3 separate regions of the Homo sapiens genome follow, and regions 1 and 2 are each linked to region 3. The links are chromatin contacts, found by Hi-C or POLR2A ChIA-PET in ENCODE. All regions are on one chromosome and are shown on one strand. Each heading gives the region's core, a stretch centred on a gene start or an enhancer-like site at or near the end of the contact. The rest is flanking DNA. Distances are from core to core; before and after follow the strand shown. Region 1 overlaps MICAL3 (microtubule associated monooxygenase, calponin and LIM domain containing 3). Region 2 holds the start of BID (BH3 interacting domain death agonist). Region 3 holds the start of ADA2 (adenosine deaminase 2).

The links. A loop is a pair of places that touch in the nucleus more often than their neighbours do. ChIA-PET counts read pairs that join two places held with the same protein, here RNA polymerase II (POLR2A). Pooled maps may share reads with other maps.
Region 1: a loop to region 3 is called in a map with no recorded cell type, with 8 times the contacts of the local background. The contact joins the enhancer-like site here to the promoter of ADA2 in region 3. A Hi-C loop is called at or near these places in 6 of 37 single-sample maps with no recorded cell type and 5 of 50 pooled maps.
Region 2: a map of CD8-positive, alpha-beta T cell shows a loop between it and region 3 (8-fold over the local background). The contact joins the promoter of BID here to the promoter of ADA2 in region 3. A Hi-C loop is called at or near these places in 1 of 168 maps with a recorded cell type or tissue (CD8-positive, alpha-beta T cell), 13 of 37 single-sample maps with no recorded cell type and 8 of 50 pooled maps. POLR2A ChIA-PET finds 5 or more read pairs at or near these places in 2 of 52 experiments (CD8-positive, alpha-beta memory T cell and activated CD4-positive, alpha-beta T cell).

The regions. Positions count from the first base shown.
Region 1 is chr22:17,795,644-17,799,850 of GRCh38, forward strand. All of the region lies in intron 29 of MICAL3 (microtubule associated monooxygenase, calponin and LIM domain containing 3), which reads right to left. Among named protein-coding and RNA genes, the nearest start is that of LINC00528, 20 kb to the left of the region's middle. RefSeq lists enhancers at 1-48, 169-238, 2,529-2,578. Within about 2 kb of position 2,693, at least 5 of the 41 ENCODE cell types and tissues checked have a DNase peak (open chromatin) inside an H3K27ac peak, as active enhancers do.
Region 2 is chr22:17,772,546-17,776,781 of GRCh38, forward strand. It overlaps BID (BH3 interacting domain death agonist), which reads right to left and starts at 1,924. Exons shown (of 6, transcript NM_001196.4): 1 at 1,836-1,924. RefSeq lists silencers at 1,433-1,762, 1,793-1,862, 1,883-1,932, 1,953-2,052.
Region 3 is chr22:17,217,653-17,221,938 of GRCh38, forward strand. It overlaps ADA2 (adenosine deaminase 2), which reads right to left and starts at 1,783. Exons shown (of 10, transcript NM_001282225.2): 1 at 1,704-1,783. RefSeq lists enhancers at 1,160-1,520, 1,361-1,430, 1,441-1,570.

The DNA.
Region 1 (4,207 bases), core at 1,443-3,942, 580 kb after region 3:
TTAAAGAAGCCAAAAAGGCTTTCTCCTAGCAAGAGGCAGAAGCGCGTGTGAGCGGCCGGCGAGTCCGAGCTGCGCTGCGGGGCCGCTACCTTCGGACTTCCCTGTACGCTCCACACTTCCACAACGGGCGAGGCTACTTTTATAATCAGAAAAAATGCCCAATCAATACAATTTTCAAAAGAAGAAGTGGAAGGGAAAAACCAATCCAACAAGGGGAGTTCCACCTGACTGGAACCTGACTGAGCATGCATGGGGCGGGGGTGGGGGGTTTATAGTAAATGCTTTGCCTTTTAGGGGGATGTAAGAAATAGAAGACTTGGTTCACTGGTTCTAAGAACAAAGATGCTGTCAAGCTTCTGGCAAATGGAAGTTTTTTGGTTTTTCTCAACATCAGGGTAACGGGTTTCCATCTGTTGCTAACAGGTGCTATAATTTACCACTTCTCAAAGCACTCCTGCGTGCCCTGGGCGCTGGCCACCCCTCCTGAGCTCCCGAGCAGTGAGCGGGTCCTGGTCAGAGGACCCCTCCTCCCTGGAGCACTCTGCTGCGTCTCCAACACTCGGGGGCACATCTGCTCCATCTTTCCCTCTGAAGCAGCACTTCCTTTGGACGTGTGACCCAGGGGTGGCTCTTTAGTGCCACTCGCTTGACACCTGGCGGGCAGGCAGTGCCTGTCACCAAATTTCAAAAAGCAACAGTACACCACCAGGGAGTGAGGCCTGTCCAGAGCAGCGCATGAGATGGGCACGGATGGCACTCTCCGGCTTCAGGGCGCCCTCGCATGCACCACCCACGTGATCCTCACACCGGCCAGGTGTGGCTGCCAGGATGGGCAAATTCAAATGAGGGTTCTGAGGCTCAACGGAGTTAAGTGTGGCAGAGCCTGGAAAAGAAGCCAAATCTTCTTGCCCACTCTGAACTCAGAGCTTTCCCTCTTCAACACAGGCTCCAGGCAAATGTAACAAATGCTGGCGTCTCAGGCAGCTCAAGGAAGAGCAGTCCCACAGACCCTGATCAGAATGTCACACCTGGAAGGGAGGCCCGATGTCCCTTCCTGCCTCGTCTTCTGAAGAGGCCCTGAGAGGGTAAGTAGAGTCTGTTTTGTCTGTGCCTGGGGAGACAGTGAAGGCAGGACCTGAATCCAGGCCTGGCCTTCCTAAGTCGGGGTACCCCCTACACTACCACCTGGCCCTTGGCGCACCCGAGCACCTCACTCCAGGCCCTGCCTCTCATGGGCCCAAGACCCAGTGTGGGGTAGAATGGCCAACAGTGTGGGGGAAAGAGTGGCCAGCTGTAGGGCAGGTCCCCTTCTCTGTACTTGTACTTCTATATTCCCACCTTCTCTCCAACCAAGACTCTTCACCTTGGCACACTGCATCAAGAAGACACCCGGGCAGCTGGAAAAACAAGCAAGCAGATGAGCCCACACACTGAACCTAGATGGTCATCTGGAAGGCAGGCAGGGCCTACCTTAGTCCTTCTGGTACTCGAAATCCAAGAGCCATAGCCCTGAGACTGGGGAGCAGAGGCTTGAGTGCCTTGCTCACAAGGATTAGTGAGGATGCGGTCAGAAAGCTCGGAGGTACGGGGGCTCACACCTGTGATCCCAGCACTTTGGGAGGTGAGGGTGAGATGACTGCTGAACCCAGGAGTTCGAGACCAGCCTGGGCAATGCAGTGAGACCCCGTCTCTACAACAATTAGCTGGGTGTGGTAGTGTGAGTATCTATAGTCCCAGCTACTCAGGAGGCTACGGTGGGAGGGCTGCTTGAGCCCGGGAGGTCAAGGCTGCAGAGAGCCGTGACTGCACCACTGCACTCCAGCCTGGGTGAGTGAGACCCTATCTCTAAAAAATAAATAAATAAGTAATAATAGCCCAGAGGGGCCAAGACAAAGGCCCAACTCTGTTCATAGCCCGACAACCACCAGTGACAATCTGTGTGGCGGTGGGTGCTGGCTTGATGCTCTGCATTTCCGACTCAATCATTCAATTCTGCCTGGTTCTATTTGACCCACTGGCTTCTACATGGATGCTGATATCAAAAACAGCAATATCATACATGAATCATGGCCTGTGGTAAGGATGATGCGGGAGACTACTAATTTATGCCAGAAATGTTTACTGAGCACCCCAAACGCACCGGCCACCAACGCTAACCACGTGGCAGCCAGCAGAGGACGCAGAGGTGGGCACAGCCACAGCGGGCAGGCACGTCGGCGGGCCGTCCTCCAGGCCTGCTGGACAACTGGCCCCGGGGACCTGCCTCATCTTGGTATCCACCTCTGCCCACTAGACAGGCTCCCAGCTCCCCCTGGTTGGACAAAGGCACCATCACCACAGAGCTGGGGAGGTCCCTAAAGCAGTGTCCAGCAGACCAAAAGAGGGCCAATGAGGGAGACTTCTAGAGCCCAGAGGCCCCAGCCTGGAATGCTGCATTTCCCCAGGGAACACGGGTTAGGTCCTGGAGTGTCACCAGACTAGTACCACACACAGAGGTGTAATGAGGAAAATGGGCTTTTTATGAGCCGAGCCACCATTTACAACTCTATTTCCACGTGAAAATACAGAATCCCAAATAATCAGCTTGCAAGCGTTTTAGAATACCAGACTTTCAAGAGGTGGAGGCTGGCCCCACACCCTCCCTTCTGATATGCTGTTGTGTGTTTCACGCACACAGAAACTCTGTAGAGCCCCAAGGTTAACGTCTTCCCCTTTCAGCCACACTTTTGGAACATCCTGCGTAGATAGAGATCATTTTTGGTTTTCAGTTCCCTTTGGTCTCTGAGGATCACGCTCCAAGGCGTCAGGGACAGGAAAGAGGCTCGCTTATTCTCAGGCATATTTTGAGGCTCCACTTTCCTGCCTCTCTGGGCAGCCACGTGCAGCCCTTAGCTTACCAGGGTGGACTCTCTGGACTCTCATTTCTCACACTTGTTTTGGCGGTGATGCCACTATATTTACTGCTAACTATAGTACCACTATAAATAATAACATAAATATTATAATGATAAATAGTGTTGGAGCAATGCCTTTTTTTTTTTTTTTTTTGAGACAGAGTCTCCCTCTGTCACCCAGGCTGGAGTGCAGTGGCGCGATCTCGGCTCACTGCAAGCTCCGCCTCCCGGGTTCACGTCATTCTCCTGCCTCAGCCTCCTGAGTAGCTGGGACTACAGGCGCCCGCCACCACACCCGGCTAATTTTTTGTATTTTTAGTAGAGATGGGGTTTCACCATGTTAGCCAGGATGGTCTCGATCTCCTGACCTTGTGATCTGCCCGCCTCGGCCTCCCAAAGTGCTGGGATTACAGGTGGGAGCCACCGTGCCCGGCCAGAGCAATGCCTTTTTATTGAACTCCTGTCGGAGACACCAAAGAGCTTTTGTCACCTTTTCCTGGGAAACACAAGGGGAATTACCTGTCATGGCTATGCCCAACTGACTGGATTAAACTTTCAGAAAGCAGCCAAGTGCGGTGGCTCACACCTGTAATCCTAGCATTTGGGATGCCGAGACAGGTGGATCACTTGAGGTCTGGAGTTCAAGACCAGGCTGGCCAACATGGTGAAACCCCGTCTCTACTAAAAACACAAAATTAGCTGGGTGTGGTGGCGCACGCCTGTAGTCCCAGCTACTCAGGAGGCTGAGGCAGGAGAATTGCTTGAACCCGGGAGGTGGGGGTTGCAGTGAGTGGAGATGGCGCCACTGGGTGGGTTCCAGCCCGGGTGACAGAGCCAGACCCTGTCTCAAAAACTTTCACAAAGCAAAGTGCTCAGGGCTGGAATTCCTTGGCGGCTCAGGTTTACGGAGTGGGGCCACCGTAGATTTTCCACTCTGCCTTGCTCAGGTTATGCAGCCTGGGAAGTGTGAGGGAAGACTGACCAAATGTGTTGCTGACTAAGAAGGCACTCGGCTATTCTGAGTCCCCAACCCAGGAAGCCTATTTGGTGGGCACCACCAATGCCATGCTCCTGGCCTGGGGCAGCCTTGGCACTGCAAGGCTGAGGTCCAGTCTAAAACCTCGGGCGATGACAAACACCATGGCCCTGACAGGGGTCCCAGCTGGCTGGTGTGCAATACTGCAGACATGCAAGCAGCTGTCATGACAGGGTGAGGCTGGTCCGGCAGGCCCAGTCTAGCATACACATAGTGGGGCTGGGAGACACCTGGTGCTACACAGACTTAATGCAGAGATAAAGCTCCAGGTTGGGAG
Region 2 (4,236 bases), core at 674-3,173, 560 kb after region 3:
ACCTGCTCAGCCCCTCCACTTGGCACCGGAGAGAGGATGACTCACGGCCCTTCTGCCTGGAAGGCAGGCTCCAGTGTCAAATGTCCATCCGCCTCCATCACCCTCATCCATCCTTGTCAGTCCAGGGGCCTGGGCACTGCTGGGGCTCCTGGGCAGACAGTTCCCCCTTGCAAATGAGTGGGACCCTCAGCTCCTTCGATCAGCATCCTCACGTCAGCCGAGCCTGTGAGCACCCCTAAGCAAGGCCTCTGAGCTGGGCATGCGACACCCCTTCCCACCCAGGCACCCTCCCCCTAGAATCCCCCATACCACCCTGGGGCCATGCCCCGCTTCCCTCTCTGGCAAGCTCCTGCACAACCTTGAGACCACCTGACAGCCACCGTCTATCCTGCCCAACCTCCTCAGAAGCACTAACAGCACCTCGCCCCAGCCACGGCAGGTCTCTGCACCCCTCGTCTCAGTCACCACTCTCACATCTCATGAACAGAGACACGAGCTGCTTCCTCATGCTCCCTGTGCCCGTCCTGGGAGATCCCTGCCTTTAAACCCCAGCCACGAACTGCTGACCCCGCATTTCCTCTTCCCTCCCTGGGCAAGAGGGGCAGAAGGGGCAGGGACGCACACCCTGGGCCGCAGGCAGAGGCTTGGCCAGGGTCGTCCTCCCGGCAGTGCCTCCCTGGAGCTCTGTCTACCTCAACTCCTGATGCCAGAGGATCCCTCTGCGCTCCCCACACCCTTAAGACCCCAGCTCAGGGAATCTGGTCTCGGTCATCACTCCCAGGGGACTGCAGGGCCCCAGGACGGCACACATTCAGGCCCAGGAGAGCTCCCCCCATCTCAAAGCCTCCTGTGGGTGGAGATGGAATGTGGAAAAACCGCATCCTCTGCAGCTCCCCCACAGTGAGAGCGAGGACTGAGGGTGTGGATAAGGCTCCAGGAAGGGGGTGCAAGCCTGAGAAGGTGGAAGAGCTCTGGGTGGGTCCATCTGCTCCTCACCTGCCCCAACCCTGCCTGCAGGTGAAGGCCGGTCCAGCCGCAGAAGGCCCAGCCCCCAGCCCACTTACAGAATCCGCACTGTGCTCCTCCAGCCGGCCCGGCCCCTCGCTGCCCACCGAGCCATCATGACCCCAGCACCGCTGCACATTCGTATTTGTTGAATGAATGAATGAACCCTTGCCAGCCCAGCCACTTGGTGGCTGAGGGCTTCAGAGCTCTCCCAGGGTCCCCTGGGGTCATTCAGCCACTCAACAGTTTCCCAGCAGCAGCAGCGAGGATCCGCACATCATTGCCAGTGCTCTAAGGAGCGGGCGAGCCCCAGTAAGCGGCCGCTCTGACCGCGCTTTGTCAGCCCTGAGCTCCGCTCGGGAGGAGCCGGCAGGTGTCTGCGGTGCTGGAAAGACCACGGTGTGGGCGGGGATTCCGATCCGCCGGCAAGGGTGGCCTGCACCCGGCCAGGCCCGCGGGTTTTCTCCTCTCCGGGGCTGGCCTCGGCCCCTCCCCCTCCCCGCGCCCCGCACCCCTCCCCTGAATCCCCAGGCCACGTGGAGAGGACACAACAAAGCCTTCCCCGCCTCCGAGGCGGACCCGACCCTCAGCACCGACCTGCCGGCCGCGCCGAGGAGGGCGCCCGGGCGGAGGGGAGGCGGGAGAGACCCGGCCCTCAGGTCGCTGCTGAGGCCTGGGGCTCTGACCCCCCGCCTCCCCTCCTCTGGCTCCCACCGCGGTCGGGCCCAGGGCGGGCGGCGGGCCCTGAGCTCCACGCCGGGGCAGGCGGCAGGCAGGGGTCACGGGCTGGGGCTCGGCGCGTACCCCGGGAGGGGCGCGGGTGCACTCACCACCCTCCAGCCGCGGGGGCGCGGGCGCGTCCGGGCCGAGGCAGCGTCTCCCAGGCGCGCGGACACGGTCGACTACCCGCTTCCTCCTTATGGCGCCCCGCGCGCTTCCTCCTTCGGCCCCCCACGCCCGGGCCCGCCCCGGCCCGCCCCGGCCCGCCCCCGGCGGCTTGCGGGGACCCGGGGAGCCCGCGCCGGCGCGGGGCTGTGGAGCGGGGCGGGGAGCCGGCAGCGCAGTGAGAACCAGGCTTTCCACCCTTACCCCTTACGCGACTGTTTCAGACAGTGTCGTCCAACTTTAAGTTGGCCACTTACTCCAGCGCCGCTGGGATAATTCCTAATGATTCTCTGGGAAACATTCAGAATCCCCAGGCTGTTTCTGGAACAGTCTGGGGTGGTCATTCTAGGTCCTCACGGAACCAGGGGTTTGGAAAGTGGGTGAAGCCATGTGGGTTGCAGAGAATCTGGCCCAGCCCCTCACCAGTCCCTGTGCTTGTTGTTTATTCTTTAATTATTTGGATATCAACTCTGATTTAAAACATCAGTTTAACATATAGATAATGCTGGGACTACAGGCGCACACCACACCCAACTAATTTCTTTTTCAGTTTTTAGTGGAGGTGGTGGGGGGGGGGTCTCCACCTCTGGAGGTCTCAGGCTGGTCTCGAACTCCTGGGCTCCAGCGATGCTTCCCACCTCGGCCTCCCAAGGTGCTGGAATGACAGGCCAGTCCATGCATCCCCGGATGCAGCTCTCACCGGCAGTGCTGCTGCAGAGCCCTTTGTGGGCGTCTTCACTTCTCTTGAGTGTGATACCTAGGAGTGGAAATGCGAATCATAGGGCTGGACGAGCTTCATGGTATTAAAAACTGCCTGCTTTCCAAGGTGATGCACACCGTTCGGCACTTCCACCAGCCCTGTTGGAGCGTCCAGTTGCTCTGCGCCCTCGCGTGGGCTCACTCCCTGAGCCCACTGTGGCTCCTCCAGACGCCCTCACTTCTACCCGGGCTCCCTAGACTCTTGCCTCTTTTATAAAAGGTCAGAGGATGTCACTCACGCTTTAACATCCTCTGAATAAAAGCCAAGTTCCTTTCAGTGGCCCGCAGAGTCCCACGCGACCTGCCCTGCTCTAAGCAAATCCTACCCTGTCCCTGTTCCTCCTCGGCAGCCCCATGGCCTCTGGCTTTCACCAGGCCTCACTTCATTTTCCTCCACAGCCAGCATCGCAGCATGACATACCACGGAGTCGTTTGTGTGTGTGTTGCCTACCTCCCCTCTCGGAATGTAGCCTCCACGAGGACAGGGGCTTGTTTCCTGCATGCTCTTCACTCGGGCTGGGCACTCTGGGGGGCTAACAAATGGAAGATCCTGTGAGCAGGGAAACCGTCAGATGGCATTAGGGGCCGGTGCCCTGCAGAAGACGAAAGGGAAACTTCATGGACTGAGGCCAGGTCATCTGCAGGGTGGTGTTCAAATTCATGGTACAATGTCAGCAGGCGCCCAGATGGGAAAAGAGAGGGACGTGCACCTGGGCACAAGAAGCTGCAGGGGCCCCTCCCAGGGCAGGCGAGAGCTTGGACAGTGGGGCACAGTGGGCAAGAGGCCAGTGGGGTGGCCTGAAGGCAGGAGGCTCCAGCAGCCTGGATGAGCAGTTGGATTTTATCCTCAGCACTGTGGGGGCCACTGGCCCTGTCATGCAGGGCAGGACCTGTACCAATTGGCCCCCACAGTCTCTGCCTCTCCTGTTGGCTTTTTGCAGGTCTCTCAAGTGCTTCTTACAGTCAGGGTAGAGCCTCCCCGCCTCAATCCTCCCTGTCCTGATCTGCTGCCTCTATGATGCTTTGGGCTTCAAAATCTGTCTGCAGTATTTGTAAAATGAGAGAGGGTGATGTTTCCTGCAAAACAACCACTTCAAAAAGAAAGGGGGGCGGGGTGCCAGAAAACAATTCAGGGGGTGACGGACTGGGGGGCTATGGAAGGGTCCAGGGAAATTCCGGGGATGATGGGATTCTTCTATACAGGGATTGTGGTGGATGCCACACAATTGTACACTTTTGTGAGAACTCTGCACGAAGAATGGTGAGTTTTACTGTATGTAAAATTATACCTTAATTAACAAATGAAACAATATACACATACATGAGAGAATGATGACTTTATTTTTTTTTTTGAAACAGGATCTAGCTCTGTCACCCATGCTGGAGTGCAGTGGTGTGATCACAGCTCACTGCAGCCTTGACCTCCCAGGCTCGAGTGATCCTCCTGCCTCAGCCTCCCAAGTATCTGGGACTGCAGGCATGCACCGCCACGCCTGGCTAATTTTTTAAAAATTTTTTTTAGACGGAGTCTGGCTGTGTCACCCATGCTGGAGTGCAATGGTGTGATTTCCGCTCACTGCAACTTCT
Region 3 (4,286 bases), core at 533-3,032:
CAAAAATTAGCCAGGCGTGGTGTATTGAACCTGTAGTCCCAGCTATTCATGAGGCTGAGGCATGAGAAGTTCTTGAACCTGGGAGGCGGAGGTTTCAGTGAGCCTAGATTGCACCACTGCACTCCAGCCTGGGTGACAGAGCAAGACTCTGTCTCAAAAATAAATACGTAAATAAAATTTTTAAAATGAAAATAAAACGATTGTTTCTCTACACTTGAAAGTATGATACAGCATACTGGAACATGTCAAGACTGTAAATTAGGAGACCTTAGGAACAGCCTCAAATTAGTATCATTCTAACTGTGCAACCTTGGGCAAATCACTAACGTCTCCAGATCTCAGTGTCCTCACCTACAAAAAAGGTAACTTGGACAAGATCAGTGGTTTTCCAAGTGCAGCATGAATATCATCAGTGGCATAAATACAATCTTAGGTGGCTCACAAATGGATAGGGGTTATGTTGACAGATAGGTAATTTTAAAACATGTATTAGCACATCAAACCCATGATATCGTAACTATTATTGTTTTTGTTGAAAAATTTTTAAGTTAAAGAAAAATATTAAGTAAATAGAGGTGCAAGGATATGACAAAAATGGAAAGTTTGCTACTCATTAAATCATTTTAATATCCAAGATTCTTCCCAGCTCAGTTATTCTGTAGTACATCAGATAGCAAAGAAAATTTTAAGAAGGAACTAGTATCAGCAATATGCAGTTATGGCAGAAGCTGTACCCCCAAAATCAGAGTGCTGGACGTCAGCAGAACCCCTTTAACTTCATTAAGTCCTTGACTCTCTTTTTTGACCACGGTGTTTGCCTGCTACTAAAATCTCTAGGGCAGGAGCACGGTGACTTCTATGTCACCATCCCACCTACCCCATGCCACATTCTCCATCAACAGCCCCGCCCCTTGTCCCTGTCTCCCTGGTGACACATAACAAAGGCCATCAAGCTCCCAAATCTTCAACTCCATCCTCTCCAAGAAGGACCCCAAAAGCATTTGTGTCCCAGCAACTGTGAACTTTTCCAGGCTGCCAGACAGAAGTTTATCTAATGGTGGTCAAGACCTGCCTGGTTGAATACTAGTAAAAACAATCCTTATTCACAATTTATTGCTATATCTACTTCATCTTCTCTCCTCCACAAGATTTTCCTTTTACTTTTAAAAGAGGATGCATGAAAACTTCATAAAGTAGTTTGCTTCCAGACTAAGAAGAAAGGAGGCTGGGTGTGGTGGCTCTGCCTGTGATCCCAGCCCTTTGGAAGGCCGAGGCAGGCAGATCACCTGACGTCAGTCGTTCAAGACCAGCCTGGCCAACACGGTGAAACCCCGTCTCTACTAAAAATACAAAAATTAGCCGGGCGTGGTGGTGGGTGCCTGTAATCACAGCTATTAGGGAGGCTGAGGCACAAGAATGGCTTGAACTCGAGAGGCAGAAGTTGCAGAGAGCCGAGATCGTGCCACCACACTCCAGCCTGGTGACAGTGGAGTAGGCCACATGCATCTGTGGTCCTGAGTAAATGCCCTTGGGCCCATTTTCAAAAGCCTGTTGGGAGAAAGCCTGTTACTCCTCCACTGAGAGTCTCAGACCCAGCTCAGATGGAGACAGGGAGAGGTGCAGGTGGATCAAGCCCAAGCTCCGGACTTCCCAGCTACCTCCTGAACCTCATCATCCCACAGCTCCCAAAGGACCCCAGTTACCTCGGAACAGCTCCAGAAACTGAGGGCTGTTTGCTCAGCGCCCCAGCATCTGTGCAGAGCACCGGAAAAGCTCACCAACTGTTTCACTTCCTGTTGGGGTAGGTTTTATTTCCCTCCAGTGTGCACCAGGGATCCAACTAGAGGCCGGGGAGAGGGGCTCTGCAGTGCTGAGGCAGCCAGAGTGGCAAGTGTGTGGCTTACATGCATGCTTGCTGTGTGCATCTGAGTTTGATGTGGGGGGCTTGTGCGCATGTTCATGTGGGTGTTTGTGTGTTCGTGTGTGTTTCGGTTTATGTGCATGTGGGGTTTGTTTTTTTTTTTTTTTTTTTTTTTTTGTAGACAGAGTTTCACTCTTGTTGCCCAAGCTGGAGTGCAATGGCGCAATCTCAGCTCACTGCAGCCTCCGCCTCCCGGGTTCAAGCAGTTCTCCTGCCTCAGCCTCCCGAGTAGCTGGGATTGCAGGCGTGCGCCACCATGCCCCACTGATTTTTTGTATTTTTAGTAGAAATGGGGTTTCACCATGTTGGTCAGGCTGCTCTCGAACTCCTGACCTCAGGTGATCCGCCCACCTCGGCCTCCCAAAGTGCTGGAATTACAGGCGTGAGCCACCATGCCCGGCCGCATGTGGGTTTATTTGTGTTGGAGGGAGGGTGTGTGTGTGTTTGTGTGTACTGTGTCTTTGAAAGGTCCACAGCATGTTGGTTTTGGAAACAAGCACCGCAAAGAGGCACTCCAAAATCTGTTCATGAACTCTGGGAAGTTCTCCTTCCTCAAAATGTGATTGTGGACTGTGGGGCAACCCATTAGACAGAGAGTAAAAAGTAGCTATAATAAAATATATGTTTTAGGGGGGAAATCAGGGATGCGGGGACAGGACAGTAGAGGGGGCAGGAGGTAGGAGACAAGAGCTGGGGTGTGAAGAGGACCAGCAAGAACAACGCTCCAAGGGACAAGTGGAGCAGACAAGGCTCCTGTACCCAGGACGGTCAGAGTCAGACCTCGCTTTGTAGCTGGCCTTAGCACTGTAGCAGTGGGGCCTCGACCAAGTTGTTTCAACTCTCTATACTTCAGTTTCCTCATCTGAAAATGTGGATAATAAAAGCACCCACCACAGAGGGTCCATTGTCAGAATTAAAGGAAAAACACATGCAAAGTACCTGCCACATAGAAAGCTCTTGATAAATATTAGCCATGACTATTCTTAGAAGTAACTATTGGGATGCCTCATCCAAGCCAATTAGAAATGCAGACATGGGAGGCTACACCAGGGACCTCCATGTCACATGCATGGTCTAAAGACTCGATTGCACCCCACTCCTCCCCAGTCCCACTCAAATCTACCCCCAAGACCCCAAATCTACCCCCAAAAGCCCACGGCAGTTTCAGTTCTGCAGCTCCCATACATCTGGAGCCTTGATGCTCCTTTTTGTCATTTTCTCCAAAAAGTACCAAGGTCATTCATTTAATAAACAGGAAGAAATCCCAAAGTGAAAACACAGAGGGGTCAGGGATTCCCTCATCAAGAGTTCAAGACTAGGCTGGGCTCAGTGGTGCATGCCTGTAATCCCAGCACTTTGGGAGGCCGAGGCAGGTGGATCACAATGGAAGGGGTTCGAGACCAGCCCCTACTAAAATACAAAAATTAGGTGTGGTGGTGCGCACCTGTAATCCCAGCTACTTGGGAGGCTGAGGCAGGAGAATTGCTTGAACCCTGGAGGTGGAGGTTGCAGTGAGCTGAGATTGCACCATTGCACTCCAGTCTGGATGACAGAGTGAGATTTTGTCTCAAAAAAAAAAAAAAGAGTTTAACACTAATTTTTTGAAAGTTAGAGGAAGCAGAATGCACCGCAAGTAATAAGGAGAAACAAGATTGATTCCAGCGCCGCACAAAGGGAAACCACCAATTCTGAAAGTAAATCATGTGAAGGGTTTTTTGTGGGTTTTTTTTATACTTTAAGTTCTAGGGTACATGTGCACAATGTGCAGGTTTGATACATAGGTATACCTGTGCCATGTTGGTTTGCTGCACCCATCAACACATCATTTACATTAGGTATTTCTCCTAATGCTATCCCTCCCCCAGCCCCGACCCCCCCGACAGGCCCTGGTGTGTGATGTTCCCCTTGAAGGGTTTTTTTAAAGACCAGGTCAAAGCTAAAGATCAAGCTTTTCTTTCCAAACGCTTTAGCTAAAAGTAGGAGCTAATTTTCACATCTCCGAAGGTGGCTCCAGGACTCCAAGTCACACCTTGGCAAGGGTGTGGCAGCTGGCAGAGGACTGCAGGTCCTTGTCAGGCAGAACCTGCCGGGTTCTGGGGAGTGGAGACTCAGATCTTGAGGTGGAAGCAGAGACAAGAGCTGGGCACACTTACCTGGATGTGGGGTTGGGAGCGGTGAATCAGAGCCCAGTTAGATCCTGGAGGCTGGCAGCAGGCTCTGCAGAGGTGCAGGGGCACCTCATTCAGAAGGGGCCATTTATTGGCCCTCTGTGGCTAAAACCAGCTCCAAGCAGGACTTTTTATGGCTGGAGTCGCCTCCAAAGGGGCGTCGGCCTCCACTCAGGTGTGACTCTGAGCGTTGCCTA